Regions from separate parts of the Homo sapiens genome. Here region 1 is linked to region 2. Evidence: chromatin loops called from intact Hi-C (ENCODE). Cell type or tissue: GM12878. All regions are shown on one strand. Links, peaks and the distances in the headings refer to the core of each region. The heading gives the core; the rest is flanking DNA.

Region 1 (16,271 bases), core at 3,604-11,603, 83 kb before region 2:
TGGGTGATTCCAGACAGGAATTTGTTGTTAAATTATCAAAGGAGGGCCCGATTGAATTGGCGAGGGGCTCGGTGAGGTGCATACCAAGTTGCAATTTTCTCTCAAATGATTTATTATTAAGGTACTAGTAAAATTTTTTCTAGTTCATATCATTAGCACTTCCCCAGAAAAAATAGTTTGTCTGGTTAATAGTGAGTTTTAAATAACGTATCAAGGCTTCAGTGATGGATTTTTTTTTCTCTAGCTCCTTTCCTAATTAACACCATCATGAGTTGTACAGCTAATGTGATTCCTTGATGCTAAATAGCTCTTGGAATTGATGCTCAAAAGAGGCATCTTGTTTATGGTGAATTTGAAACCATGCAATTCTGTAAAATATTGGAATCTAAACCAAAGTTATTGTCCATTTGAAATCATCAGTCCTTCAAGCGTTAGGCGCCCAAGATTGCTTAAATGTTACCTAATGCTAAGTGATCATCATCTGATTTTTTTTACAAGTCATCCATGAGCCCTATGATACAGAAAATACCAGTCCCCTTGTTATTTGTTGTGAAAAGCTAAATTGTGCAAATGAAGACATGCTTGCTAGGTATTTTGAGCTTGCTTTTCCTCCTTAGCCCATGCCTCTTGTTGGTTTTGCAGGATGTGCTACTCTTTGATAGACAATGCCAAGTAGTGAAAATGAGGGAAAAGTGCAAACCTTTCTGCAATGTCGTGAGTTTAACACCCCTATTCCAGAGTGTAGCATATCTGAAGCTAATTGAAAAAAATCAATGCTGCTTAAAATTTCCGGCAAATGGGAAACTTACTTAGAGAACAAGAACGCCTACATCAAACCTAAATTTCACCAAAAAAACTGTACATTTCTAATGTGGTAGAAAAAGGCTTAATTCCTCTTTTGTCTTGCCTTTCCTAGTGTCCCTCCACCACCCAAAGGCAGGGAGTCCTAAATATGTAGTATTTCTATATACAAAATTGATAAATCTCAACTCATGGGCAGTTTTTTTTTTGGGGGGGGCTAGTATATAATATTAATAAAGTTAGGAACTTCTGTTCAGTTTTTTTTTTCTTGGTGTTTGGAACTTAATGTGACTTCTGCTTTTTTAGTGTCCCTCTTAAGAACGTACTTATGCACTTAGGGTGTTCACTTCCTTGTATGAATGCCTTTGTTTTTCAGTGGTATTCTTTGGTAATGCTTTCTTTTAAGGCAGAGTAAGTGACAGCCAGCATTATTTCTCATGACATTTGAAAATTGAGAAATACCAACCAGAGAGTAATTTTAGGAAACAGCCCTTCAGTAATTGTTACTCTGTTGCTCTTTTTAAAATAGACTCTCGAATTGGGCCATTGGAACCTCCTCCTGAGATTCTAATTTGTTTTCTACTTATCTTAGTGGCTTTGGCTTTAGTTTTGTAATGTAGCTATTTACATAGTAACAGTCACTCCTTGTGCTGTGTTAGGATTCTGTTACATTGAGATTATCAGGTATAACATCTTGCAAAATTCTCTCTACCACTGGATGGCAGTTAGTGGCCTACCTATTTGATTTGGAGGTTGGGGGTTGGGGAATTTCTAGATCCTGTAAAAAAGTTAATTGCATGTTAAAATGCCCCAGCCTAATGACTTAAATAGCTGGTATGACTTCACACTATTGGTAAAAGGGATACGGGTCAAATGTTTTCTGATAAGTTTCTATTTCAGCTTCATTATAGAGGAAGCCATGTGATCACCAGTTTTTGGTATTCTTGAAAGAGATGTTCAGATTTGTATTTTTGGTATCTGAATGAGAAGCATACATTTTAATTTGCCTTTGGTCTATCACTAGTGATTTTTTTATTTCCAGCAAATTATTTGCAGTCACTATTCTTTGTGCTTCCTTATTTTAGTTACTTTGCCTTTCCCACAGTTTTAAACAGAAGAGCATCAGAACGAAATATCTAGCTAATTTAAATGAAACACTGGGTTTGCAGCTTCCTGCCTATTACAGGAGAGTCTCAGAAAATGGAACATTCTGCCCAGGGGAGATTTTGCTTCCCTGAGATGGCAAGAGGCAAATATTTTGTTATGTTGACACTTTATTCAGTTAACCAACCAATGAGTGCAAATCCTGGAAAAGCTGACTGTTTGTCCAAATGGTATAGCTGCTTTAGTTTACTGAAATGTTGTTGAGCTAATGTAGCTGATAATGGGGCCTACTGGGAGTAGTAAACTGTGACCCACAGCCTCCCTTGCAGGCCCAGTTAAAACAGGAGCATTTAGATGTGCAGGCCAGTTGTTTTACATCATGTTGGAAAAGAAATACTTTTATTTAAGTAAGGTCTAATTCACAAGCAAAGGCCCACAAAGGGTCATCATCTTAAGCCCTGGAGTGATTCAGACGACTTTTACTGTAGGCTGTATTACTCTGTTACTCTTTTTTTTTTAAAAAAAACAGAATGAAATTCAGATGACTTGAAATCACATATAGTTGAAGGCGGTTGAGTAATGTGAACTTCATCTTTCCCCTGGAGTCTTATTTCTATTTACTGGACATTTCAAATGTTGGATCACCTATTGCAAAGCTTGTCCTTTCAAAGTATTCATACAATATGATAGGAAGGTCTGAAACAACATTTTAAAGATTCTTTATAATTTTCTAGGAGCACTGACAGTCCTTAAAGGACATTTATGATACCGTTTATGACATTAATTCAGTACATAGTTGTAGAGCCATTTCTATGAGCCAGGCACGGGGTACTATGACAAACCCAGCCACAGCCCCTTCCTTCATGGAGCTTATAGACTAGTGTGAAATACAAAGATTTGAGCCAAGAAGGATGTTTGCTTTGAAGTGTATTTGCTTGAAGATTTTATTTAACCACAAACAAATAGCGTTTGGATGACTTTTATTACTCTATATGCATAGAATATAGAATAATAAAGAATGAATATAGAATATAGCATAATGCATAGAACACATGATGTTTGGTGTTTTACAATAATTTGTTAGTGATTACCTTTGAAGAACTATCTAAACATAGTCTCCATGGTGATATGGTAGTTTGCATCTTTCTGTTTGTGTAGCCACCACATGTAATTGATCTTTAAAAATGTCCCAGTTTTCTTCTTTAGTGGACATGGAGTTTATTCGGTAATTGTTTAACTCCAATCAGTAAGTGATTGGTGGATAACTTGAAATACTCCTCTCCGTTTAGGCTGTAGAGTTTTCTGTGTCTTCACTGTCCTGTGCTCATAGCCTAATTTTGAACTGAAAAGTCCACGTTGAAAGCACAAATAGCCTTTAGAAAGAAAGTATTCCTTATTATTGATAGGAGTGTTTCTATGTGTAAGAAACAGTAGTGTTCTTGCTTCTTTTTCATTAAGGTACAAATTCAAAATGTAATTTGTTCTGACCTTTCAGTTATTATCTCATTCTTGGTCCAAGTTAACTTGTGCCAGTGACTTGAAGATGCAAGGAGTGCGTGTAGATGTCAATTCTTAGAAATGGATGTTCCGGTGAAATCAGTTTTGGACCTAGAATCTGCCAAAGCTGAGCATCATGAAATGCTTCGAATCGAGAGCCTCATAGATCTCTCTGAGGTACAGGCAGTCCCAGCTTTTACACGCAATGGATTCTTAGAGACAGCCTCTTACAGTGTTTTCCCCAGTACACCGGACTTTGCCAAACATCTGTTTGGACAAGGGTGGAAACTATCCGACGAAGGTGTCAAGGCTTGAGGAAGGGAAGCACAGGTCTTTTTCAGTCAGTGGCTGGCCAGCAAAGCAGTGAAATGCAAAGTAGTATTAAATAGCTAGCAGGACGCCTGGCCTCCCTAGGGTCCCTGGAGCCCTGGCAAGGGAAAGAGAAGTTTAACGTCCATGATGTAATAATGTAATAACTGCCTTTAATTGAGAGCTCATCCTCTGTCAGGCAGTTGGCATAATTAGTTCATTTGTCCCCACAGTAGTTCTACCAGGTGAGTTGCATTAGCTCCGTTTAACAGAAGGAGCAGACACTCAGGGAAGGTAAGGAGCTCAGCCCAGGTGACACCTGACAGTGGGAGAGGCAGGAGGGACGCCCAGGTTTCGCCCAGCTCGGGGTCTTTCCCCGCCCAGGCAGGGTCTTGCTGGGCTGCCCCACCAAAAACGAATACCAAACTCCCTCGCGTCTTATTTTGCAAGGAATGGATGAAACTGCGATACTTTTTTATTTGGGGGAAAAAATCCTTTTTCGTACTCTCCCGATCAGCTACGAGTCCTCAGAGACTGATAGAGAATTCCTCTGGGACCTGCGAAAACGGTAATTATGAGTAAGTGAATAAGCAGCTTGTTCCTTATTTCCCATGAGCTTGAAGGTGAAATGCCTATTCTGTTTAACACAAGTCATGCAATCTTGCTGGTGTTAATGAGAAATTGTGTAATACACCATCTCACCCCCCAAGGCCTCAAAACAGGATTTCTACTGTCTTTTTATTTAGAAAAGGGGCCACCTAAGCTGCCCTGTCTCCTTTTTATTTAAAAAAGGGGCAGCCTGAGCTGTCCCCTCCCTTGAAATTTTCATTTCTGGGAAAAGAGTAAAAGGGAAAAACAATATTTTTGGCTTTATTTGCAATAAAAATCACTTTCTCATTCACATAATCTTCCTTTGTTAGTACAGTCACATATCTGCGGACCACTGTAGGTGAAAATGTAGGCTGTCTGCATGGCTATCATTGTCTCTTCTTATTCTCTGGACATTGGCAATGGGGAAATGGAAATGATTAATTTGGCAACTTTTACTCTATTATTGCAAAATCATTTGTATGGTAAGTAATTTGCATGCAAATGGGACTGGATATCCCGGCCCCCCTCTGCTTCTCCTGTGTCTTACTTTTTTAATCTTCCCTTCCTATTTTTATCATTGATTAGAAGTTACAACCCCTGGGCCCTTTTTGATTGCTCTATGAGCCTAAAATGCAGAATAAGTAATAATGTGGCTCTTCATATCCTGTAAATGTTTCTTCTAATTTTGGAAGCCTTCTTTTGGGTCCTCTGCTTCCACTGGAGCATACACATATTTGAATACTTTCTATGTAGGACACTATATAGAGAGCCCATGGCGAATGCAGTGAAAATATTTTTGCGACATATTTTGTAAAATATTTTGTGATAGGTAGTTGGTAAAGGTCAGCTTGATCCAGCCTTGGACCTATACTGTTGTTTGCCACCATTTCCTTCTCCTGCAGTTTCAGGAGCAGAAAAAGATGCTAATGTGAAAATAGCCAGCCCAGACCTCCATCCTTAGTGCACCAGAAAGCCACTGTCATTGCTGGGCCCCTCGTTTTCCTGTGCCATCCCTACTACCTACCAAACTGTCATAGAAGAGAAGGTTCTAAATCAGAAGCCAGACATTAAGGATCTGATTCCACTGGCAGCTTGCTATGGGACCTCTGGAAGTCACTTAAATTTGCTGTATTTAGTTTCTCCATCAGTAAAATACATTATCTATTTCTTTCTGATTGTATAATGTCCCAATAAAAATCTGCCTTGTGAGCATTTTCTGTCTATGCAATACATTTGTAAATAATAGGAAACATTAAAAATTACCCATATTGAATTTCAGACACGGATAACTCAAACAAAAAGATGAGAAGGAATATTAAAAGAAATGATTAAAAACACTTATACTATAGGGTTATTGTTGTTGAGATTATGTGTAGTATAAGATACAAGTACACCTTTAAAAAAGTACAACATAATAGCGAATATTAAGGCAGTCTTGCAAGTGCTGTGGTGCCATGTGCTCTGAGGGAGGAGGGAGTGGGTTTGGGAGGCAGGACTTCTGAAAAGCTGGATGATTGGCTGGAACAGAGAAGAGCAATTGTTGAGCCTTAGACTCATAAGTAGGTTGATTGCCCAGATTTCTCAGTTTTCCTCCTCTAGCTGCTTATTGTGGTACTGTGTGTCTAGAACCTTCTACACATGATACCTTACTCACACTTTTTTTTTTAAAATTATACTTTAAGTTCTAGGGTACATGTGCACAACATGCAGGTTTGTTGTATGTATGTATACATGTGCCATGTTGGTGTGCTGCACCCATTAACTTGTCATTTACATTAGATATTTCTCCCAATGCTATCCCTACCCCTTCCCCCCGCCCCATGATAGACCCTGGTGTATGATGTTCCCCACCCTGTGTCCAAGTGTTCTCATTGTTCAATTCCCACCTATGAGTGAGAACATGTGGTGTTTGGTTTTCTGTTCCTGTGTTAGTTTGCTCAGAATGATGGTTTCCAGCTTCATCTATGTCCCTACAAAGGACATAAACTCATCCTTTTTTATGGCTGCATAGTATTCCATGGTGTATATGTGCCAGATTTTCTTAATCCATTCTATCATTGGTGGACATTTGGGTTGGTTCCAAGTCTTTGCTATTGTAAATAGTGCCGCAATAAACATACGTGTGCATGTGTCTTTATAGCAGCATGATTTATAATGCTTTGGATATATATCCAGTAATGGGATGGCTGGGTCAAATGGTATTTCTAGTTCTAGATCTTTGAGGAATCGCCACAGTCTTCCACAATGGTTGAACTAGTTTACAGTCCCACCAACAGTGTAAAAGTGTTCTTATTTCTCCACATCCTCTCCAACACCTGTTGTTTCCTTTTTAATGATCGCCCTTCTAACTGGCGTGAGATGGTATCTCATCGCACTCACACTTTCTTGCTTGCTTGCTTTCCTCCCTTTCTTCTTTCCTTTCTGTCTTTCATCTATCCATCTATCCATCCCGTAGGCTCTGGGATGGTGGTATCAGTGCCTAAGAGTTGCAAGCCTGCTACTTAAATAGGTGTAACCAGGCAATTAGCAGAGTTGACTCATTCTTTAGAGGTTTTTGTTTCAGAAAAATGAACCAAAAATCATGATCTGAAAGCAGCTGGCTTCATTGTATTGTGCATAAGGTGATTCATTACAGTCTTTCTTAGACATTAACAGATTGTATATGAATAACATAGGATTGTAGTATCTCATGTTTGAAAAGATGTTGGGGGACATCCAATCTAGTTATGCTTTTTGATGAGTGACTTCCCTCTCTAATATCTAGCCACAGGCATCTTTGATGAGCATCTTTGGAAACTGTTGTACCAGAAAGCTCTCTTGTATTACCTTCTGTGCACTGGTCTCTTATTATCCTTTTGTGGTTGTGAGAAACAAGTTTAGTTCCTCAAATGTGACAGATCATCAAATATTTGAAGGCAGCTCCTCTAGCTCAAGATGCCTTTTATAGGAAGCTGTCCCCAGCTCCTTTACTTATTCCTCATAATGCACACTGCTGTGTGTAATCTATGCTCATTAGTCTGAACATTACTGAGCTGAGTAAGAATATCAAAATTTATGAAGACCAAAAAGAGATCTGTAAAATTATCATAATTAATTTAGTAATGGCAAAGCTAGTAATAAATTCTATTTCAAGTGTGTGATTGAGTCCCTCTGAAGTTCCATTTTAGGATTTGGTTCCTTGAATGATTCAAAATTCATTATACCAGTTTGCTTAGGGGATGAATATTTTCATTAGTCAGAGTTTGGAAGCCAGGTATGGGTTACATGTGTATTATGACAACAGCTGCCATTGCTGACTGCTAAGTAGGTACTAGGCACTGTATAATTCTTAGACAATTATGGACTAAAATATTTCAGGAAGAAAGTGAGCTTTAAATATGCAGAAAAAGGTCATAGGATATTAGGGGGTATGTTTCATATAGTCAAAAACATAAAATGACTGTAATCCCAGCACTTTGGGAGGCTGAGGCAGGTGAATCACCTGAGGTCAGGAGTTCAAGATCAGCCTGACAAACATGGTGAAACCCCGTCTCTACTAAAAATACAAAAATTAGCTGGGCATGGTGGCAGGCACCCACAATCCCGGCTACTCAGGAGGCTGAGGCAGGAGAATTGTTTGAATCCAGGAGGCAGAGGTTGCAGTGAGCTGAGATCGTGCTATTGCACTCCAGTCCGTGTGGCAAGAGCGAAACTCTGTCTCAAACAAAGAAACAAAAAAACCAACCAACCAACCAACCAACCAACCAAACAACAACACCAACAACACCACCACCAACAACAAAAACCCATAAAATCCCATTGGCTGGGGAAGACAGCAAGTTTCTTCAATGTCAGCAATAAAACTTTCTTGAATAATATGCTGTTAGTATTTGTGCATTGTGTCATTAAGTCGGTCCATTGATCTTTATTATCTTGTTTGGATACTAATATGTCTGGTTATATTTTCAGGTGTATTTCTTGTAATTTTTTTTGTATCTTTATTGCCTTTGATAAAAGTTTAAATTAAAAATGAGGCCAGGTGTGGTGGCTCACGCCTGCACTTTGGGAGGACAAAGCAGGAGGATTGCTTGAGCTCAGGAGTTCAAGACCAGCCTGGGCAACATGGTGAAACCCTGTCTCTACCAAAAATACAGAAAATTAGCCAGACATAGTGGTGCGCACCTATGGTCCCAACTCCAGCTACTCAGGAAGCTGAGGTGGGAGGGTTTCTTGAGCCCAGGAGGCAGATGTTGCAGTGAGCTGAAATCATGTCACTGCACTGCAGCCTGACAGAGTGAGGTCTCGTCTCAAAATACAAAGAAACAAATAAAACCAAAAACTAAAAGTTGCATGGAATGGCATTTACACAGCTGTTAAATATTGCAGACTTTCATTTTCCTTTGTGAATGTCTAAGGCCGTGATGGTATTTTGGAAACATCTTTTTTAAAAAATATGAGGTATTTGGTGGTGGTGGCGGGGTCTATTCTCTATTTAAAATGGAACGAATCCTAATGGCTAAGTAAGATCAAGGGACTTTAATACACATCTTTAACCTGGTCCTACCTTTTTCAAGTGAATTTTCTTTGTCTTTTTTTATATTATGACACAGTAACTGGGAAGAGAATCATGCAATAAATATCGTCATCACCAGTAAGTCTAGAATAGCGTGCAAAATTTCTGTGCTATCTTTTTTTGTTCCATTTTGGACCTGCTTCTTTCTGTTTTGTTTCTAGTGGCAGTGGAGAAAAGCTTGTTTTTTATGCAAAACATCCCAATAATATAGAAGAGAAAAATTGCACAATAGCAGTTTCTAAGCAATGAATGAGAGGACACGTATGTTGGTGACTTTGTTGTTTCTCTTCATCCCTCCAATAAATAAAACCGAGAGTTTTGTGGACAGGGATTTATTAGAGTTTCATCATTTAGTTGACTGGCTTATTAAATTCCACATGGAAAACTAGCTTGACTCTCCACATTTCTGTCCTTTAAGTAAGGTGACCTGCTTGATGCTGGATTGATGTTTCAAAATATTTTAAAAATTCAGGCTACTCTATAAGAAAAGCTTATTTGGAAACTCCTTCTTTTGAGATGAGAGTTCTAAGTGAAGCGTTATGGCCTATGGTTATGACTAGCTGGGGTAGCATAGATGATGGTGGAGCAGATAGAAACAGCAGGGCAAGTTTGAAGTGCTCAGTGGTGCTAGCCTTTCACAACCCTCTTTCCCTTACTTTCAGGAAACTTATGCTCTAGAACTAGGGTTTGAATTGGGTCAGTATTGAAATGATCTTAGTGAGAGGCCAACTTGCTGGACTTCTCTTCTAGATCTGTAGTTATAAAGGTTAGCTCATTAAACCCAGTGACAGTAGATGGTCATTTATTTCGTGTTTATTACAGTGGATGGTCATTTATTTAGAGTTTAAGAAAACCCCATGGTAGATAGTCATTTATTTAGAGTTTAAAAAAACCCCACTAAGATTTGTAGATGATGTTTTATAGTTTTATATATATTAACTCTTTTTAGTTTTTACAATTATGCTTGGTAGCAGGTAGAAATTTTAAAAAGAAAAAAATTACTCCAGATACATCCATGTGGAGACATTGAGAGGTATATTTTATCTGTTTGAGGACAGCTGGTTTTCTCCTTAGATACTAGTGTCTTGACTGTGGGGCAGGGAGTGGCTTTCAGCCTTCCAGACTCAGAAACTAGATTTTATTATGTCACTGTACTAAGCATCTGTCTCTTATTGTGAAACTCACATAATCAGCCAAGTCTGCCTGACTAAATTATTCTCTTCCTATAGGCCTCTGGTTCTTATTTTAAGATTAAAGACCCTTTTGAGAATCCTACTAAGTGAGAGCCTCCCCCTCCCAAAAGTGCGCTAACTCACTTACACAGATTTATCTGAAAAGCTACACTATAACTAGAATGTCCAGTTTGCTACATTGCATTAAACACTGGCTCCCACAGGAGCCTACGTGCCCAGCGTCTGTGTGGCTGGAGCTCTCTCTCGTGGGTCCCCCTTGTGGGAAGCAAAACGACCATCAGAAGGTGGTATAGCGAGCACAGACCCACAGTCGGATGAGTCAGATGGTTACTTGGGACCAAGTCACCCCTCCTAGGAGTGGCTTACGCTGGATGTCCAGTACCTGAAATCCCTGACTACAGTGGCTTTGGGACAAGTCATCTTTCCATATTTTCATGTTTCCCATTGTAATTGGTGGGCACACGTCCACTGGATTTGAGACTATAGTTCATGAAACCACTGCCAAAGCTGCCTAGACCAGAAACCTTTGCCATTTCTTGGCCATTTGTGTTATGTATTGATTTAAAGTTTTTATTCTCAGAGAGCAAGCTTTTTTCTTTATTTAGAGATTCTTGGAAATGGCTCTGTAATACTCATCATCTTATTTTAGAAGAAGGAAATTCAGGTTCAGGGAGAAGCTAATTGCTCAAGGTCGCGCTGATAACAAATGGTGCAGCTGAGCTTCAAATCCAGGTTTTCTGATTCCAAATTCAGCGTATTTTCAGAAAAACCTTCAGACTGTCTTTTTCCTGGTGAATCTTATTTTATGAGGAGGGGGCTCATGGATTTGACTAGAGGAGCACTGTCAATTTCAGACGTTAGTGACACAATTTGAAAATGCATTGTATTCATTCAGTAAAGATTATCCACTGCAGGGGTCTGAGGAAGTGCTCCAGTAGCATAATTTCACTGGCCATGTTAACTTAATAATAAATACATTAATAATTTCCTAGAAGAAAAGATGTCATAGATTCCATGTTAACTAATAAGATTGTTATTAATAATGATGGCAGTGTTATAACTTGAGAAACCAACTAAGCTACATGTCATGAGTTCTTAATGTTTTCTTACCCCAAACATCTTTTTGTGATTTTAGGTGCATTCTTAATTAAAATTCATCTCCATGCCTGCCAGTTGGTAAATGAGTATCCTTGACTTGAACACGTTTGTCAGTTACTCTAGATACAATAAAGGATTTTTTTTTTTTTTGAGACAGTCTCGCTCTCTTGCCCAGGCTGGAGTGCAGCGGTGTGATCTCGGCTCACTGTAACCTCCGCCTCCCAGGTTCAACTGATTCTCCTGCCTCAGCCTCCTGAGTAGCTGGGACTACAGATGTGCACCACCATGCCTGGCTAATATTTTTCTACTTTTTGTAGAGACAGGGTTTTGCCACATTGCCCAGGCTGGTCTCGAACTCCTGGCCTCAAGTGATTCAACTGCCTCAGCCTCCCAAAGTGTTGGGATTACAGGCATGAGCCACCGTGCCTGGCCCGTAAAGGATTTTTAATGTTAAACTTGGCACTCATTAGCAGTTCATTCTAAATTGTGATGGAAAATTAATGGAGCGGGTTGCATATCTAACCCCTACCCAGAAAGGTTGTTGAGCTCAGCTTGGGACAGAGTTGTATTTGTCAGGAGCACATTAGTAAATCCACTTATGGCTTTTGCCTTCTTCACCTAGTAATGCACGTGGAGCTTTTCCTCGTCAGCAGTATATAGATCTGTTCAGTGTTTGGAATTGCTGCATGAGATGTCAGAACTCTGATCTACTTGACCCTGTGCTCATAAGCCCAAGAGCAATTGCAGTGAATGTTCTTACATAGGTGCCTTTGGGTCTATGTGTGAGCCTTTCTCTAAGATAGACACCTAGAAATAAGTAAGATATGGGCATAGTCTACTCTACGTAGAGCTGCAAAGAAATTCTAATTTTATTCAGAAGCTTTACTGTTAAGAGTAATATTATTTTTAGTTTGAAATTATTTCATATAAACAATTATTTCATATATATATTTGGGTAAAACAAAAAAGAATAATGTCATTTTTGGTTAGAACCAAGAATTTAAGTGTAAATGAAGAGATACATGAGTACAAGATAAGAGTTAAATAAAAATTCTGTAAGATCAAATTTGAATTGGAAGGTTATTTGAAATTCATGATTTTTTTTTCAAATATGTGTGCTTATCATCCCCAGTCTTTAAAAAAATCGAAGAAACAATTGCATTTCCATCACATAGGCACCTCATACACCTGCGCCTGACTCCAGGTGTGGGTGAGATGAGCCTGGACCCTCTGTTACCTGTTGTATCAGAAAAAAAAGGAGCCATCCAAGAAATGTGGTGGGCACCTTCGCTAACAAACTCTGAGGCCAGAAGAAGGGGTTTCCACTGGCTAAAAGTGAGACACCCTGAACATCAAAAGAATATGACTGATACAAACCCCCTGTGGTGGGCAGAATGATGCCCCCCTGAAATATCCACATCTTAATCCCCAGAACCTATGAACATGTTATGTTATATGACAAGGGGGCGTTAGGGGTGTAGGTGGCATCATAGCAGCTAAGGTGCTGAGTTTAAGATAAAGAGATTATCCTGGATTATCTAGGTGGGCCCTAGTGTTACCGCCAGGGAGGCGGAGAGTTGGTGTCAGAGCGATGCAACATGAGAATGAGTCAACCAACCACTGCTGGCCTTTTGAGGAAGGAGGAAGGGGCCATGGACCGAGGAATGTGGGCAGCCTGTAGAATCTGGAAAAGGCAAGGAAATGGCCTGTCCCTTACAGCCTCCATGTGAGACCGCAGTCCTACTGACACTCTGACCGACCTCAGCCCAGGGAGGCCCATTTCAGACCTCTGACCTGCAGATCTGTAAGAGAGTCAATTTCTGCTTGATTTAAGCCACCAAGTTTGTGGTAATTTATTATGGCTGCAATAACAAACTAATAACAAAGCATGAGTTTGTGGATATCTCATGCTATCCACAAGAGATCCCCAAACAAGACAGAAGAGAACACCTCATTGATCACCACCAGCAGTAGAACCAAGGCACCTACTCTGTCTCTGAATAGTGGCAATTGAAAAGGTAAAGAATTAAGCATTTATCCTGCCTTTCCTGTAAAAACTGCTTCTTAGGGTATTTAGAACCCTAGTTGATGGTTGGGGTGGCAGGACAGGAATTCTTTTTTTTTTTTTCTTTGTGACACGCTCTCGCTCTGTCACCCAGGCTGGAGTACAGTAGTGGTGTGATCACAGCTCACTTCAGGCTCAACCTCCTGGGCTCAACTGATCCTCCCACATAGCTGGGACTAAGGGCACATGCTACCATGCCTGGCTAATTTTTTTTTTTTTGGTAGATATGGGGTTTCGCCATGTTGCCAAGGCTGGTCGAGAATTCTTGGGCTCAATGATCTGTTCACCTCAGCCTCTCAAAAAGTTGGGATTGCAGGCTTGAGCCTCTGTGCCCGACCAATGAATGAGGGGACTTCTTTTTTTATTTTTATTATTTTTTTTTTGAGATGGTGTCTCACTCTGTCCCCCAGGCTGGAGTGTAGTGGCATGATCTCAGCTCACTTCAAGCTCCATCTCCCGGGTTCACGGCATTCTCCTGCCTCAGCCTCCTGAGTAGCTGGGACTACAGGCACCCACCACCACACCCGGCTAATTTTTTGTATTTTTAGTAGAGACGTGGTTTCACCGCGTTAGCCAGGATGGTCTCGATCTCCTGACCTCGTGATCTGCCCGCCTCAGCCTCCCAAAGTGCTGGGATTATAGGAGTGGGCCACCGAGCCTGGCCGAGGGGACTTCTTTACAGAAGAATGGCAGCAAATTAATGTGGAAGGAATGGCGAAATTTTAAAAAAATCCCCATTTTGCAATTCTTAATGAAAATATTGATTTAGGCAAAGATCATCAATGTATGATATCGCTAAATGAAAGATTGATGGGGAATTTCAGATGGAGAGATCAGACTATCACCAACTGAATTTTCTAAGTAAAATTTGCATCACTAGGATGAAATAACTGTGTACCCCCTAATGTGAGGCAATATAAGTACCAAAACCATCTCAAAAGTATTCCTGCCCCCAAATGGTGGACTTGAATATGATCAAGCCTTTTGAGGTAACTTTCAGTTTATAGGAAATATGGAGAGAGAGGAACAGTGAAAGACCTTATAGGGAAGCAACAGACAGAAAGGGCATCCCCCATGATGGCTTCCTCGGCTTCCTCAGGGGGTCACTGCAGATAAAGGTCAGGGGTGGGGACAGTCAGGTACTCTCCCTGTCTGCCTTAAATCCCAGAAGAGATTTAAGAGATGGCGCTATCAGATGAATGTGTGGATCTTGGTTAGATCCAGATTGAAACCCACCAGCTATACAAAAGACACTTGAGTCATGGAAATGTGGTTAGAGACTGGGCATTGGATCTTCAGGAATTATCAATTTGAAGGGGGAGTTGGGAAGTGATAATAGACTGTGTTTATATGAGAAAATTATCCATAATTTTTAGAAATGCAAACTGAAATAGGCTAAAACGACATGTGGTCTGAGATTTGTTATTGATTGATTGATTGATTGGGATGGAGTTTTGCTCTTGTTGCCCAGGCTGGAGTGCAACGGCACAATCTCGGCTCACTGCAACCTCCGCCTCCTGAGTTCAAGCAATTCTCCTGCCTCAGCCTCCCAACTAGCTGGGATTACAGGCGACTGCCACCATGCCCACAGCTAATTTTTTGTATTTAGTAGAGGCGGGGTTTCACCATGTTGGCCTGGATGGTCTTGAACTCCTGACCTCAGGTGATCCTCAGATGAGCCACTGTGCCTGGCTGAGATTTGTTTTAAAATGCTTTAAAAAATAAAGGTGGGATAAGTCGAGTGGAGTGGCTCATGCCTGTAATTCCAGCACTTTGGGTGGCCGAGGCAGGCGGATCAGTTGAACCAGGAGTTCGAGACCAGCTTGGGCAACACACCAAAACCTCATCTCTACAAAAATTAGTTGGGCATGGTGGCACACACCTGTAGTCCTAGCTACTTGGGAGGCTGGGGTGGGAGGATCACTTGAACCCAGGAGAGTGAGGCTGAAGTGAGCTGAGATTGCACTCCTGCACTCTAATTTGAGCAACAGAGTGAGACTCTGTCTCAAAAAAAGAGAAAAGTAAAAGAAAAAAAATGGAGGGTGGGGTAGGGAAAAGTAGCAGATTACAATCTTGGTAACTTCCAATGAGGTGCTGAGTGATGGGTCTAGGTGTTCACTATATTATATCCTTTTGCATGTTTGAAAACTTTTGCAATAATTTTTCAAAACAGTAGAGAAGATGGCTAGGTGTGAATATCACAACTGTGTCCCTGCAGGGCTAATGGAAGCCTCAGTTTTCCCAATGTCATGTGTAATAGCACTGGTGACTTAAGATGTACTATATAATTTCTATGACAGCATCATACACAGATGCAAGATGCAAGTGTACTGCATCTCAAACAACTTAGATTGACGGGAGGATGATGTGTTTTTTGGAAACTGCATTAGATGACTCAAAAAGAGGCTCTGTGACACTGATTACAAAGATGCGGGTAGAGTTTTAAGAGGCTCGTTTGCAACCTAAGAGTCCCGACTAATCCAACCAGAGTGGACAGATTTACAACTTCTTGACCTGAAGGCTTGCTATAGAAGGATGAGAAAAAAAAAATGTAAGAAGGCTATTGAAAGGAGAAAGCACAGTAAGAGATCATACTTTAGAAAACGATGATCTGTTTACTTCCTGAGTGCAAAAGACTTCACTGACTTATTCAGATCATGGGTATCTATTAAATCACGGCTCTGATGTTTAAATTTAGCAGAAAAAAAAAAAAGTAACCCATGCTCTTTAAGATAATCTACCCTCTAAGCATACTATCCATGCCTAATGAAACCTTGCAATGTAAGTCTCTCTTATTAAAATTATGTTAACAGCTTTCTATTTTTAAATTACTTGAATATTAATTTGTGAAAACATTTCAGAATAATCATTTTAAAATAAATAAGTGTTTCATGGCTGGGCGCGGTGGCCTGTAATCCCAGCACTTTGGGAGGCCGAGGCGGGTGGATCACCTGAGGTCAGGAGTTCGAGACCAGCCTGGCCGACATGGTGAATCCTCGTCGCTACTAAAAATACAAAAATTAGCCAGGCGTGGTGGTGGGCACCTGTAATCCCAGCTACT
Region 2 (16,271 bases), core at 3,884-11,883:
GATGCCAGAAGCTTTTCTTCAAGAAGCTCAGGTAATGAAAAAAATAAGACATGGTAAACTTGTTCCACTATATGCTGTTGTTTCTGAAGAGCCAATTTACATTGTCACTGAATTGATGTCAAAAGGAAGCTTATTCAATTTCCTTAAGGAAGGAGATGGAAAGTATTTGAAGCTTCCACAAATGGTTGATATGCCTGCTCAGATTGCTGATGGTATGGCATATATTAAAAGAATGAACTATATTCACCGAGATCTCTGGGCTGCTAATATTCTTGTAGGAGAAAATCTTCTGTGCAAAATAGCAGATTTTGGTTTAGCAAGGTTAATTGAAGACAATGAATACACATCAAGACAAGGTGCAGAATTTCCAATCAAATGGACAGCTCCTGAAGTTGCACTGTATGGTGGGTTTACAATAAAGTCTGGTGTCTGCTCATTTGGAATTCTACAGACAGAACTGGTAACAAAGGGCAGAGTGCCATATCCAGGTATGGTGAACCATGAAATACTGGAACAGGTGGAGCGAGGATACAGGATGCCTTGCCCTCAGGGCTGTCCAGAATCCCTCCATGAATTGATGAATCTGTGTTGGAAGAAGGACCCTGATGAAAGACCAACATTTGAATATGTTCAGTCCTTCTTGGGAGACTACTTCACTGCTACAGAGCCATAGTACCAGCCAGGAGAAAACTTCTAATTCAAGTAGCCTATTTTATATGCTCACATCTGCCAAAATGTGAAGAACCTGTATAGAATTTCTACAGGGATCAAAAGAAGAAAATCTTCTTTACTCTGCACATTTTTAATGGTAAACTGGAGTCCCAGATATGGTTCCACAAAACCACTTTTTTTTACCCCAAGTATTAAACTTTAAAGTACGATGATGAATTTTCCAACCGATTTCAGGGTCCAAAGAAAATAGAGCTAAGATACTGATGACAGTGTGAGTGATAGCATGGTAATGAAGGACAGTGAGGCTACTGCTTATAAATCATTTTCTTTCTTTTCTTCCCCAAAGTCAGAATTGCTCAAAGAAAATTATTTATTGTTATAGATAAAACTTGAGTGATAAAAAGCTATACCATAATAAAATCTAAAATTAAAGAATATCATGGGACCAAATAATTCCATTCCAGTTTTTTAAACTTTCTTATATTTATTATTCTCAAAAGTTTTTTCTGAGTTAAATAGTCAATAGGCAATCTTAATATATGCCTCCTTTTGCATGGACATGGGCCAGGTTTTTCAAAAGGAATATAAACAGGATCTCAAACTTGATTAAATGTTAGACCACAGACGTGGAATTTGAAAGTATAATGCAGTACGTTAACATTCATATTAATGGAACTGAAAAGTAGAATAAGAAATTTTTCACTTCAGTCCTTTTCTGAAGAGTTTGACTTAGAATAATGAAGGTAACTGGAAAGTGACTTAATCTTGTATGAGGTTGCATTGATTTTTTTTTTTTTTTGAGACAGAGTCTTACCCTGTTGCCCAGGCTAGAGTGCATTGGCGCCATCCTGGTTCACTGCAACCTCTGCCTCACTGGTTCAAGTGATTCTCCTGCCTCAGCCTCCTGAGTAGCTGGGATTACAGGTAGCACCCTGTAATCCCAGTGCCACCCTGTAATCCCAGTGCCCTGAGTAGCACCCGCCACCACACCTGGCTAATTTTTTATATCTTTAGTAGAGACGGGGTTTCACCATGTTGTCCAGTCTGGTTTCGAACTCCTGACCTCGTGATCCGCCTGCCTTGGCCTCCCAAAGGCATGAGCCATCATGCCCGGCAATTTTTTAAGGCAATATATAATTGAAACTGTACTATCCAATCCAAGGGGAAATCTTTTAATCTTTAGATAACATGCGGAGTAAGACCCAGCATTTAAAGAGCACTTTTAAAAAAATAGACTTGGTACTGTGAGATATTGCTAATATGTCCTTATGGTGATGGGTGCCACAAATAGAAAATAGAACCAGATCAGGGACTTGAATGCACTTTTGCTCATGTCGAAATAGATGAACAGAGAGAGTAAAATGTATTTCAAAGAAATACGAGAAAAGAAAATGTGAAAGTTTTACAAGAAGAGGGATGGAATGTAATGTTTAATGTTGATGTCATAGAGTGACAAAATGGCATTGTTGGCATTCATAGCTCCTCACTTAGCTATCTTCTGAGACTTTTAAGAGTTATAAGGTATAACTAACTATAAAACTAATTTTTCTTACACACTAAATGGGCATTATTTGTTCAAAATAGTGAAGTTTCGGCTTCACATTCATTCCAGTGGGATACGGCTTTTATGCAAAACATTTTTAGAACTCCAGTTTTCAAATCATGTTTGAATCTATATTCACTTTTAAAGTCTACTTAATGGTGGTCATTTTTTCCCCTTTAGAATATATTAAATAGTTGATTTGGGGAGGAAAACTTATTCTGAATATTAACAGTGGTGAAAAGGAATGTGGAAGTTAACCTTTACCAAAAGAGGAAGTTGGCAAAAACAGCCTTCTAGCACACTGTTTAAAATGAATAATGGCAGCCTAAACTTAACAGTTTTTACCCTGAAGTGCAAAAGTGAAACATACAAAATAAAACTATTTTTAAGAGTAACTAAAAAATTTCAAAATACAAATTTGAATAGCAGCATTAGTGGTATAAGTGTCTAGCAAAGGAAAAATTAAATCTAATAAATAAAATGAAGGTCTAGTGTGTATGTTATAAAATACTCTCTTACAGTCACACCTTAAATTAAACCTTATACTAGGTTCCTCTATTTTCAGGATATAATTCTTAACTATCATTATTTACCTGATTTAATCATTAGATTTGAAATTCTGTGCCATGGCATATACGTTCAAATTCAAACCATTTTAAAATGTGACAGATGGACTTCATGCAAGTTGGCAATGGTTCTCGTACTAAAAACTGTGGTTGTTTTTTCTGTTTACATAACCTGCTTAGTATTGACTCTCTACCAAGAGGGTCTTCCTAAGAAGAGTGACGTCATTATTTCCTCTTGTCAACAACTTGTGACATGAGATTCTTAAAGGGCTTTATGTGAACTATGATATTGTAATTTTTCTAAGTATATTCAAAAGGGTAACAAAATTATGTTATGTACTAAATCTGATCAGGAAAGTAAGCCAGGAAAAGTTGATGGTATTCATTAGGTTTTAACTGAATGGAGCAGTTCCTTATATAATAACAATTGTATAGTAGGGATAAAACACTAACTTAATGTGTATTCATTTTAAATTGTTCTGTATTTTTAAATTGCCAAGAAAAATAAACAACTTTGTACATTTGAAGAGTTTTTCCAACAGCTTTTCGTCTTCAGTGTCTTAATGTGGAAGTTAACCTTTACCAAAAAAGGAAGTTAGCAAAAACAGCCTTCTAGCACACTTTTTAAAATGAATAATGGCAGCCTAAACTTAATATTTTTATAAAGTATTATAATATTGTTTTGTGGATAATTGAAATAAAAAATTCTCATTAAAAAATGAAGTGATATAAGGATATAGTTAGACAAACAAAAACTGAGGGATTTGTCAATAGTGGACCTGCATGACAAGAAATACTAAAGGGAGGTACTTTAGTCAGAAGGAAAATGATCTGGCCAGGCATGGTGGCTCACGCCTGTAATCTCAGCACTTTGGGAGGCCAAGGCAGGCGGATCACGAGGTCAGGAGACCGAGACCATCCTGGCTAACACAGTGAAACTCTGTCTCTACTAAAAATACAAAACAGCCGGGTGTGGTGGCAGGTGCCTGTAGTCCCAGCTACTCAGGAGGCTGAGGCAGGAGAATGGCGTGAACCCGGGAGGCGGAGCTTGCAGGAAAATGATCCAGATGGAGATGCAGGGAGAAATGGAGAGCATGAAGGGTGAATATGTATGTAAAATATAAATGAATGTTGACTGTATAAAACAATAATGTCGTGTTTCTCGAGCTTAAAATAATCTAGAACTAAATTGCATGACAGTAGCACAAAATGCAGGGGAGGTTAATGAAGTTAAAATATTTTAAGTTTCTAGGATTATTGGGGGTTAGTGTAAGTAATAATTTTAGTATAAGTAATAATTTCCATTGGATTGTAATCAGTCAGGGATGTTTATTTTAATTTCTAAGATAATTTATAAAAGAATAGTGTATATAGTCATGCACTGCATAATGATATTAGGCCAACAAAAGACCACGTATATGACAGTGATCCCAGAAGATTTTAATACTATATTTTTACTGTACCTTTTCAGTAAAAGGTACGTATATTCAAAAGGTAAGTATATTCAAATGGTAAGTTTGAATATACTTACCATTGTGTTACAGTTGCCTGCAGTATTCAGTATAGTCACATGCTGCACAGGTTTGAATCCTAGGAGCAATAGGCTACATCATACGGCGTAGGGGTGTAGTAGGTATACGATGTAGGCTCTTGTAAGCATGCTCTGTGATGTTCACACAATTATGAAATTGCCTATTGACACATTTCTTAGAACATATCCCTGTCATTAAGCTCCACATGACTGTATATCTAACAAGTTAAAAGAGGGAAAAATTAAAACAACATTTGCTAATCAACAGAAAGGCAAAAAAAGGAATATAAGTAGGACATAAAATAGGTGGGTCAAATTGCAAACAAAGAGTAAGTAGCTACAAATCTATTTAAGTAATTACATTTCATGTAAAGGATTAAATACTCCAAGTAAAAGATTAGGTTTTTCAGACTGGATAAAGAACCAACCCTCCCCCAATATACTGCTTACAAGAGATATAAACACATGGATGGAAGAGGTGATATAATACGAACACTAACCAAAGCAAAGCCGGCATAACTACACTAGTATCAGGCAAACTATGCAATAATGCTGCTTTTAAATAAAGATATGTTTCTTAATGATAACAGGGCCAATCCAACAAAAAGATATCACAAACTGAAATCTGTAGGTTACAAATAACTTCAAAGAATATAAAGCAAAAATTGGCAGATATAAAATGACAAATCTATAATCCTGTTGGGAGATATTAACACATAACCTTCTAGAGCTTATAGAACAGACAGACAAAAAATTAGTAAGGATATAGAAGATCCTAATAAAATGATGAGTAAATTTGACCTAATTGACATATGTAAAATGCTGCACCTAGCAAAAATAGAATTCACATTCTTTTTTTTTGAGATGGAATCTTGCTCTGTTGCCCAGGCAATGCAGTGACATGATCTCGGCTCACTGCAACCTGTCTCCCGGGTTCAACCAATTCTCCTGCCTCAGCCTCCCAAGTAGCTGGGACTACAGGCACCCGCCACCACGCTCAGCTAATTTTTGTATTTTTAGTAGAGACGGGGTTTCACCATGTTGGCCAGCCTGGTCTCGAACTCCTGACCTCGTAATCGGCCCGCCTCAGCCTCCCAAAGTGCTGGGATTACAGGCGTGAGCCACCGGCGCCCAGCCCACATTCTTTAACGTACACATGGAGCATCAAAATAGATCATGTGCTGAGTCCTAAAGGAAGCTTCTACAAATTTCATGATTGAAATTGCTTAGAGCATGTTCTCTGACAATAGAATTAAGCTCAAATTTAATAACAGAGTTAAACTAAAGAATCCTTAACTGCCTGAAAATGAATATACTTCTAAACAATTTATAAGTCAAAGAGGAAAGTAAAATAGAAATTAGAAACTATTTTTAATGAAAATATATTTAAGAAATGATATATACCATTATTATTAGTGTGATATATCTTTATCCTAAAACATTAAATGGTCAAAAGAAAGCATAGCATGACTGGACCTGCCTGATATTAGTCATCATTGTAAAAATTTGAAAATTGGAGGAATATTCTTTTCTTTCTCATTTATATATGAAAATATACATAAAAATATACATACACATGAAAACTTAGAAAATTATGTTAATGTATTTTTAGGAAGAAGGGTCAAATTATGATGTACGTTTACCATAATGTAAAAACGTAAGCTAAATCCAAAAGGATTTTACTCAGTGACCTTATTATTTCAGTCTGAATCATAATCAGGCATTTTACCTGGATACGTATCCCAGCTTGATCTGTCATAAAAAATTTCTTTCTTGTGTTTCTAAAAACTTCAACTCTCCAGTTTCAGCATTTACTAAGTCACCTTGTCAAACACAGAGAAATCTCCTTTAGCAGATAATTTTTGCTGGGTTGAAACAGATGGGCAATCTACTTGTGGTTATTTCCTAAGTACTTATTGCAGATATGGTGGTGATTGCTGCTCATGCATTTCCATTTGAACTTGAAGCATTGGTGTTTCTCTTAGCTGGCATCCTCCCCAGCTCTTCTCACCTCTCTTCTGGCTTGGCACATGGTGGGTCTGGCTCATCAGATGATCCCCTTGGAGGATGCTGCAAAACTCCTCAGCAACCTGCTCTGTATTCTTTGGCTGAAGATATCCTCCACTCTTGGGGCTCAAGTGCATTTCTCTAAGTCAATGCAGCCTTTACACTTTGAAGTTATTAGTAATTCTTCTCTGACCCCTCATTTTTGTCAGTTTAGTAATTTTTCTTTAATTTCTGCTTGTTGATTTGTGACCCCAATCTCTAGAAAACTCTTGTCAGGTATCTTGAAATGTACATTTTGTACATTGTATTTCCACTTTCCTGTGTCCCCAAACAGTTACCCATTTCCCATGTTAAAGTTCTAACTGCGTATCCTGGCATTCAAAGTATCTTTACATTACTTATTACCTACCTCTCCCTGTTAGTTTTCACTACCTTCTTACATAGAATGTCTACGTTGGCCAAACCTGACTAACCAGCATTCCCCAAATCCAAGCCCATTCTTTTTGTTACTTTACTGTGTCCTTTCCCCAGCCTAGAATGCTGCTGCTTCGCTTGTTGAAAGCCTAGCTTTCTCTAAGGTCTAGCTCAATATGGAAAATTTCTACATTTTCTAGCAAGTCTGTTTGTGCAGCTATTTCCGTCTTCTGTGATGGCTGACTCCTCTGATTCTTACACTGTTTGTTGTCTAATGCTCATGTCATGCCTACCATGTGCCTGCTGCTTGTGTGTGTGTGGTCAGCATTTTCATCTGGACCATTATTTGACTCATCAGCAGAAGACCTAGCTAGGATCTAGGTGCAACGGTGCCTCTTACTTGCTGTGGGATATGGGGCAAGTCATTCAGCAAACCCTGAAGTATCTACCTTATGTCAGACCCTGAGCTTACAAATGCAGACACTGTCCCTGTACTTGAGGCTGTCATAGTATGAGGGCTTCATATCTGAACTTCAGTTACCTCATCTATAAAGTGAGGCTAGTGATCGTCTTCTGCTTACTTCACAGGCTAACTGTGAGTTTCAAATAGGACACCAGATGAACAATTGCTTTCTAAACCATAGTGTCTATAATATGCTGTTCCGTTACGTGCAGCATAGTGGTTGAAAGTTCTAGTGCTGAACTCTGACTGCCTGGATTTCAACTCTACTGCTTACTAGTTGTGTAAACTTGGGAAAGCTTTTCTCTACCTGGGTTTCCTTAGCTAAGAACTGGAATGATTATAGTACCTGTCTTGTAGGGTGGTTGTGTGTATACACAACACACATAGAACAGTGATGCCCCACAGCTACTGCTCTGTGTGTTGATTTATATACTTCTTATTCCAGTTAGATTTTGAGGCAGCTTATAGAAATATGTACATTATGCCTAGATTTAAAAATAAATAATGGGAAAGAGAAAATAAATATTATTCCAAGGTAAAGTTACTATATAGATTTTTTCACTGATTCAACCAATATTTATTTATTATTTTTTAAATTTTGAGACAGGGTCTCACTCTGTCACCCAGGCTGGGGTGCAGTGGTGCAATCATGGCTCCCTCTAGTCTTGAACTCCTGGGCTCAAGTGATCCTCCTGCCTCAGCCTCCTGAGTAGCTTAGATAACAGGGTGTACCACCACACCCAGATACTTTTTTTTTAATTTTAAAAATTTTTGTAGAGATGAGGTCTCACTGTGTTGCCCAGGCTGGTCTTGAATTTCTGGCCTTAAGTGATCCTCCCCCCATAGCCTCCCAAAGTGCTGGGATTATAGGCATGAGCTACTACTACTCCTGGCATAACCAATATTTATTAAACACCAACATTATGCCAGACACTGTTCAGATGAACAGATACAAAGAACTTATCTCTTTGAGCTTGTATTCTGGTTGAGAGAAACAGACAAGAAACAAATAATAAACAGGAAATGTACCTGGAAGTAAAAACTGCTATGTAATGACTCAAAACCTACTCAAAACTCAGCATGTTGTATTGTGACTTGGTGACCACTTTAGATTGATGGGTCAAAGACTGTCTGAGGAGATGACATCTAAACCCAGGTTTGAATGTTAAAGAGGCTGGTCTTTTGAAGATGGAAGCTTGGTGAGGGGGAGAGCATTTTAGGCTAAAGTTGTGGCCAAGACAGAGCCCCTAACATGGTAGGAAAGAACTGGGCATGTTTGGGGAACTGAAACAGGACTAGTGTGGTCTGGTTGTACTGCATGAAGAGAGGGGCAGGTAGTGTGAGATAAGATCAGGTTGAAGAGAGAGGCAGAGTGTTTGGGGCCAGAGTAACACATTTACATTTTATTCTAATGCCCGTGGAAAAATTAAAACAGAGGAGTATTAGGTGTCATGTTTTATAAGTATCAGTTAGGTCAAGGTAGTTGATATGATACCTTCTACATCTCTTTTGATTTTATATCTAGTTGTTCTATCAATTGCTGAGAAAAGGGTGTTAAAATTTTCAACTATGATTGTAGAATGTCTGTTTCTTCTTTTATTTTGTCCATTTTCTCCATAATTTTTGAAGCTCTGCTATTGAGTACAGAAACATTTTTGATTGTTGTGTCTTTCCATATGAAATGTGTCTATCTCTGGTAATATTCTTTGTCTTGAAATTGACTTCACTGGATATTAATACAGATGTAGACACTTCAGTCTTATGCTTACTATTTTCATGAGGTATCTTTTCCCATCGTTCTACTATCAATTTGTTTTTATATATAAAGTGTGTTTCTTTTAGACAGATATAAAAGTGTCTTGATTATTTTTTTCCCTCATTCTGACAGCCTCTGCTTTTTAGTGAAGTAATTTTAGATATTGTATTTATCCTTTGTGGAGTTTGCTGAGTTTCTTGAATCTGTAAATTTATATATATATTTTTTACCAAATCTGGGAAAATTAGGGGCCATTACTTCTTAAAGGATTATTTTTCTACCTCAATCTTTCTTTCCTCTCCTTTTAAGACTGATTATATATATATTTGATATTTGGATATTATCTGTCCTATATATCCTGGATGCCCTGTCTGAGTTTTCCCCCAATATTTTTTCTTTCTTTTCTTTAGATTGGATACTTCCTGTGGATTTGTCTTCAAATTTATTGGCATTTTCTTTTGGCATCTCTAATCTGCCATTCCATTGAATGTTTTTTTCAGATACTCTATTTTTTACTTCTGACATTTTTATCTGGTTCTTTTCATAGTTATTTTCTGCTGCTATTTCCTATCTTTTTATTCGTTACATGAATATTTTCTGTTAACATCCTTTCTGTTATGTCCAGTTATAATAGCTGCTTTAAAATCCTTGTCTGATAATTCTAACATTTGGGCTATCTTGGATTGGTTTTCATTGATGGTTTGTCCTCTTGCATATGGGTCACATTTTCTGTTTCTTCATCTGTAGAATAATTTTAGCTTGTATCTTGAACATGTGATTGATACATTGTGGATACTCTAAACTCTGTTATGCTCCTCCAAGGTGTATGGATTTTTTCATCTGTTCGTTGAAGAATACAGTTAACTTGGCTTACTCAAACTCTGAGCCCTGTCCTCTCTGCAGTGGTGGAAGATGAATCTTGTTCAGTTCTTTAAGGCTCAGCTAGGCTGCTTAGGGTCTGTCATGCTCATGTGTCATTATGGGGCCCACCAGGGATTTTGACTGGATTTATACATAGAATTTTGGAGCTTTCCTTCTGTGGCTCTTTATTTTCTTACAGTTTCTGTTGGATGCCCTTTTCCATTCTCTGTGTTCCTTTGGTCACTCTTCAGTGCTTATTGTCTATGTGTCCAGAATTTTAGTTGTTATCTCAGGAGGATTGTTCTGTTAGGAATTAATTGGTTCTGACCAGAAGCAGAGCCTGAGTTTGTGTTATATTTTGAATATAAAGCAAACGTGATTTGCTGATGAATTGGATGTAGGGGGTGGTGGTGGCAGGGGCGTGGCGAAAGAGTGGAATCACTATGATTATTCATTTTTTGGCTTAAGCAACTGGGAGGATGATTTTACTCATTTTTTTGATAAAGAAGACTGGGAGAGGAGCCCGTTTGGCTGGAGTACAGAGGATGTGGAAGTTAAGGGTTTCATTTAGATGTGTTAAATTTGAGATGCTTTCTAGATATTCAACTGAAAATGTCAAATAGATAGTTAGATATTTAGAATCTGGAGCTCAGGAGTCCTAGAGATCCAGACTTAGTCATCAGAATATAATTGATATTTGAAACTGTGGGACTACATAGCTTTACCTAGGGAGAACTTAGCTGGTGAAGAAGGGGTGCCCCCAGCACCATGCTCTGAGGCAGTTCAGGATTTGGAAGTCAAGCAGAGGAGAGGAACTACCAAAGGAGACCAAGAAAGAGAAGCCTGGAGAGGATAGGTCACAGAAGTCAGAGAAGAATATTTCAAAGAAGGCATCAGTGGACAACTGATTTGAATGCTGCTGAGAAGTCAATAAGGTGAAGGACAAAAGAGAGAGCCTTGGATTGGGCCAGACAGAGATGACTTCACTAGACCATCTCACTACAATGGTGGTGGAACAAAGGGTGGGCGCAGAAGCAGAGACTATGACACCTGTGGACCAAAAGTGCTTGCTCTTAGGGCTCAGGTTATTTAGGCTTCCAGTTCACCTGGGAGCTGTGTAACCACCAAAGCAGAAAGGGACTACAGGTCTGTGAATATTTATTATTGATGATAGTGTTTCTATCCTGCAGTAGGGAAGACTTTTCACCTTGAACTCAGACCTTTCCCTGCCCAGGTTACCTGGACAACCAAACTTCCGGGGTCAGAGATGGCATTTGCTATGTATATGCTGCAATAGGATGTTTGTTTAGAGCTATTGGTAGTCGACTGCATGGTCTTTAATCAGTGGTCTTACTGATTATAGAAAGTGAATACCAAATTACAGCCACAGATGCTTTAGGCTCTTATTTTGCATACCAAGAGTTACCTTTTCTGTTGTCAAGTTGGAGCTTAGAAGGCACAAGGCTCTTAGTCAAGACAGTGTTGTGGTTCAGAGCATGATTTACCCAGAAATGATGGGATTTGACTGTTCATGGGAAGGAGCTTCCACAGAATGAGCATTTGTTTAACCAGGTGTCAATTTGCTTTGCAGGTTTCTTGGAACATAGACTTAAATTTCATTACACTTGTTTTCAAGGATCATCATTCCATGAAGTCTTATTATCCCTTGAGGCTGTTCTTATGTAGAGGCAGAAACTTTTGCCTTTGGTTTAGTGATAGTCTACCATTTTATCCTAGCATTCTGGCATTAACCTTTGGATTTGCCTAAAGCAAAATACAACAAAAGGAATCAGCCAAGCCAAAAATCTTTGATTTATTTTCCGACTCTCCTTCGGATTTTGGTATCTGGCTTCTGTTACTTTGCAGCTACCATATTCACATCTGGTATGGTGCTTGGACATGTTAGACTTGTTCTCCTGAATTGACTTAGAATGGTTAAGCCCTGGTCTTTTGGCTATGTTGACATTACTGGACTGATTCTTCATAAAGATTTTCCTGTTGGATAGAGTATCAGCCTTCCCCAGTCTGCCTGCCTTTATGTCAGGTTTTATTGTCTTCTTCAAGAAGACTCCATGTGAATTTCAGCCATCACAGTGTAACACTGATGATCTTTCAGGACAATTAAGATGTTCCTGGGAATTTCTCAGCGTGTGAACCTGCTAGCCCTCATATGACTCATGGGACCTCAGTGTTTCACGTACCCTTTTTCCCTCACCTGCATGACTGTGCCCTTATCTTTATTAGGAGTCTAATAAATAGGATTTGCTGGTTTTGATTTCAAAGCTGTGAAAGCCGTACTATAAGGTAAAAGGTAACCTTTATTTCTATTTAGTTTGTGAAAGGAAGTCATATGTACTAATCAGTCATTATAGTGAAGATCTTTGTGACAGTTTCCCTCCGAGCTTCATATTTCATGTATGTTTTCATTCTCTTCTTGTCTTTTGGATTAAAAGTATTTCTGTAAATAAATTGGGAACAATTCTGAGGTCCAGGACCTTCTGTTATCAGGTTAGAGCATTGGGAGCCATTTCCACATAAGGCAAATATTTCTAAAGCACAGTTTCATTATTTAGTCATTTTTAACACCAACCAGGTTACCTTTGCTGAATACAGCAAAATACACGATTTGAAGTCACCAGTCACCTGTCTGTTAATACTTTTATAGTGCAGCTGAGGTTCCAACCTGAAAAGCCAATGCTTTCATCTGTGGGTTAATTCCTTTCTATAATACTTATTTGCTTTAGTTGATTTTTGAAAAATCTCTTTGCAGGAATTCTGGCAGTATATTTTTTTCCTCCTTGTAGTTTTGGAACACTGCAGTTGAGTGAGAACATTCCCTATCCTAACTCCTAGAACTGAATTACAGCCAAATTGAAATGATTTGTGCTTTGAAGAGGAGAATTGGCAAGGATGCATGGTCTATGGCTCGTGTATTGTAAGATAATTGTAACCATGGCAGTGTGTGTTTCCTAATATTATGTTTCTACATTTAAGTGATGAGAGTCATCATAGGGAAAAAATCCACTTGTATGTTTCTAGTTGAATTTAAATTATTCCAACTTCATTATTACAACATTAGAAGTAGCTGTTTCCTGTGGAATAGCCGGTTCAGTAATTTGCTTTATCTCATGTGCAAGTGGTTTCTGCCTGGGCCAGTAATATATTTTAATAAGGCAAGTTTCCAGGAAGATACAACCTAACAATGATAACTTTAAAAAACCTAGATAAAGGAATATGAAAAACTTGATAATGAGGAAGACCGCCTTTGCAGAAGTCGACAAATTTATGATGCCTACATCATGAAGGAACTTCTTTCCTGTTCACATGTAAGTATTTCTTCTTACTCTGTTACTTTAGTACTGATGAATAAGGGACCATGTTCAGCGTTTCCAGAATGAAAGTTAAACAGTAGAAAGGTGTTTAAAATTGAAAAATGCACGCCCGGGATGGATCCTATTTCTTCTGCTTTGTTGTTTCCTGGTAATATTACCACGATGTGTGTTGCTTCGTGTAAGCTTAGTTTATTTCCAAAAGCTGATACTTTCACTGCAAACATCAATGAAATAAAATTGCTAATTTAGATCAACTGAAGAAAAAGTCTCAATTCAAGACATTCTAAAGGAAATTAAGCTTTATTATTTTAAAATGAGCTATACTTTAACAATTAAGCTAATCAGCTATTGATAAATATAAATTTTAAATGGTCTCTTTGAATGAATAAAGTGGCTTATAATCATTGTGTTAATTTTGTCCATTAATAGTTCAATAGCAGTTGTAATATTTTTTTTTCCTTGTAAATCAGATAAACAATCTAACTTGGTCATTAGGATAAACTAGGTTATTAGGAAATTATTCTATCAGGAGTAACTGGAAGAACATTTACCATGTAATATCTCTATATTAGGAATGTTTTCCAAAAGGTGGCCTGACAGTCCTGGCCTGCTGTATCAACGCAGCAGCCACTAGCTGCATGTGGCAATTTACATTTAACTTTAAATTAACTAAAGTCAAATGGGAGTAAAAATTTAATACCTCAGTTCCTCATGAGCCACATTTCCAGTACTCAGTGGTTACATGGGGCTAGTGGCTTTTGTATTGGATGGCACAGATACACAACCCTCCCATTGTCACAGCAAGTCCTATTGGACAGCACTGGTCATGGTATTGGTGTATTTTGGTGCTTCTGTATTCATTGTTTATGTACAGTTCTTGCTGACATTTGCATAACTGTGGCTAAAGAGGACGTCTCTTTCTTGCGGCATGCACTGCTCTGTTCCTTGGACCCACCTGGCTTGATGAAGGAATTTCTGGGCCTAGGACTAATTGTTGCTACTCCATGCCTTGCTGCCTCAGTAGGGAAGGACTGAACCCTTGAAGAATGCCAGATGTTCAATGGGAAAGCCTCCGTAAACTTAGTTTTTATGTAGTTCAGCAGTTTAGAGGGTGTTTATTCGTATGATGGTACTTTTAAGCCTTTCTTCTTATTGTACATTATTAAAGAAGACACAATTTGAAGTTTGGAGAGGGGAGGATACCATTTTAATTTTTATCAGTGGGAGCTCCATTTTTTTCCCCCTAGTTCCCCTCGCTGTGGTTACAGTAAGACTTTCCTTAACTAGAGCCTTTTACCACTATGGCTTGACTTTGTAATCCTGACATTAATTCTTAGGGGTATTTTTGTGTATTTTCTCTTATTTGATGGAAATTTTATCTTTTTACAACCCCATTATCAGTTTGTTGATGAATGTATGCATTTAGGGCCCAAACAATCCTCCCATCTCAGCCTCCAGAGTAGTTAGGACTACAGGCGCACACCACCATGCCTGGCTCATTTTTATTTTTATTTTTATCTTTATGGAAATGAGGTTCCACTGTGTTGCCCAGGCTGATCGCGAACTTCTGGGCTCAAGTGATCCTCCTGCCTCAACCTCCCAAAGTGCTGGGATTACAGGCATGAACCAGTGCACTTGACCTGATAATAGGATTCTTTACACTTTATTATCAGAGTGATCTTGAACCCTTCTGGAATTGCATAATGTCAGCCCCTGCATGGTCATTCTTCTGGGCATGTATCTAAGAACTGGATGCCCAGAGGAACAAGCATTTGCTGCGATTGCCTATAAATACTCAACAGATTTTTAAAGAATGTTTGTTAATATAATTACCGTAGGTTACTGTTTAGTAATTGCTGTGTTAAATTTATCTGTTGTGATATTATATAACATACACAGATTGGTTACATTTTATTATTTAAAAATATTATTTTTGACTTTGATAGCCTTTCTCAAAGCAAGCTGTAGAACACGTACAAAGTCATTTATCCAAGAAACAAGTGACATCAACTCTTTTTCAGGTAAGATAAAATTATTCCAAAATAAATAGATAATATTTGCTTAACACTTGGCCTTGGTGACATTCTTTTTGCATGTGCAATTACACTAGAGGACTTGCTTTGTAAAGACTGTGTTCTATTCTGGAGCTTTGTCTGGGACTATTTGAGTTTATTATCGCTTATCTTCCCATTGCAAAGTGTCCTTCTACCAACGTGCTTCCTAAAGCCTTTTCTGAAAAAGGTCATTAGAGCTTTGTCGTAACATTATGTTCTAGAAATCAGTCAAGATAAGACATCAGAGAAGCAAGTTTTTGCCCATTTGACATTCCAGCACCTGTGATGAGCAATGACTCTACAAGATTTATTTTGTAGTGCCAGGCTGTTGATACTTGCTGTGATTATCCTCTAGGGGAAATACAATTTATTTTCAAGATTCAGGAGCAAATGTTTGAGTGATCTTTGAGTCATGGGAAATTGTATTTTACCTTGGCTGTTCATATCTTGAACACAATACCGTCATACAGGTTTAAATGACAAGACTTGGAAAATCAGATTCCCAACTAATAGGCCTATGTATTTGGCATTCCTTAGATGAGGTGGTTTCACTTCCTCCCAAAAGCCTTTTCCATCCTGTGTTTTTTATAGAGGTGGCAGTGGTTTACAAGGACAGTCAGATTCTCCAATGAACAAAGTGCTTTTCATGTTTCTATAAATTACAAGAAATAGGAAAGAATGTCATTGAGTAATATAATGGTTTTAATAAGTGAAAATAATCAACTCATCTTTTTCCTGGATAAGTTGGGCATTTAAAGGGAGGTAAGTTGACTTTGGCATTTTTTTTTTTTTTTTTTTTTTGAGACAGAGTCTCGCTCTGTCGCCCAGGCTGGAGTGCAGTGGTGCTATCTCTGCTCATTGCAACCTCCGCCTCCCAGGTTCACGCCATTCTCCTGCCTCAGCCTCCCAAGTAGCTGGGACCACAGGTGCCCGCCAGCATGCCCAGCTAATTTTTGTATTTTTAGTAGAGACGGGGTTTCATTGTGTTAGCCAGGATGGTCTTGATCTCCTGATCTTGTGATCCGCCCGCCTCGGCCTCCCAAAGTGCTGGGATTACAGGCATGAGCCACCA

What was found. A loop is a pair of places that touch in the nucleus more often than their neighbours do. Peaks named below come from ENCODE experiments on the same cell type or tissue, not always from the same donor. Only the 100,000 strongest peaks of a DNase experiment are listed, where the experiment ranks them.
Region 1: it touches region 2 in a loop (3.0-fold over the local background); 7 of 110 quality-filtered maps call a loop at or near these places.

What each region holds. Positions count from the first base shown.
Region 1 is chr22:25,565,898-25,582,168 of GRCh38, forward strand. The region is part of intron 1 of GRK3 (G protein-coupled receptor kinase 3); the gene reads left to right. Among named protein-coding and RNA genes, the nearest start is that of GRK3-AS1, 8.6 kb to the left of the region's middle. RefSeq lists an enhancer at 1,273-1,452. In GM12878, for the core only: no CTCF peak of the experiment used is centred there; a DNase peak (open chromatin) is centred at 6,926; H3K4me3 peaks cover 2,716 bases; H3K27ac peaks cover 3,907 bases.
Region 2 is chr22:25,648,539-25,664,809 of GRCh38, forward strand. GRK3 (G protein-coupled receptor kinase 3) reads left to right here. Exons shown (of 21, transcript NM_005160.4): 4 at 13,038-13,139; 5 at 15,092-15,166. It also overlaps the pseudogene YES1P1. Among named protein-coding and RNA genes, the nearest start is that of MYO18B, 86 kb to the right of the region's middle. In GM12878, for the core only: no CTCF peak of the experiment used is centred there; a DNase peak (open chromatin) is centred at 8,403; H3K27ac peaks cover 1,306 bases.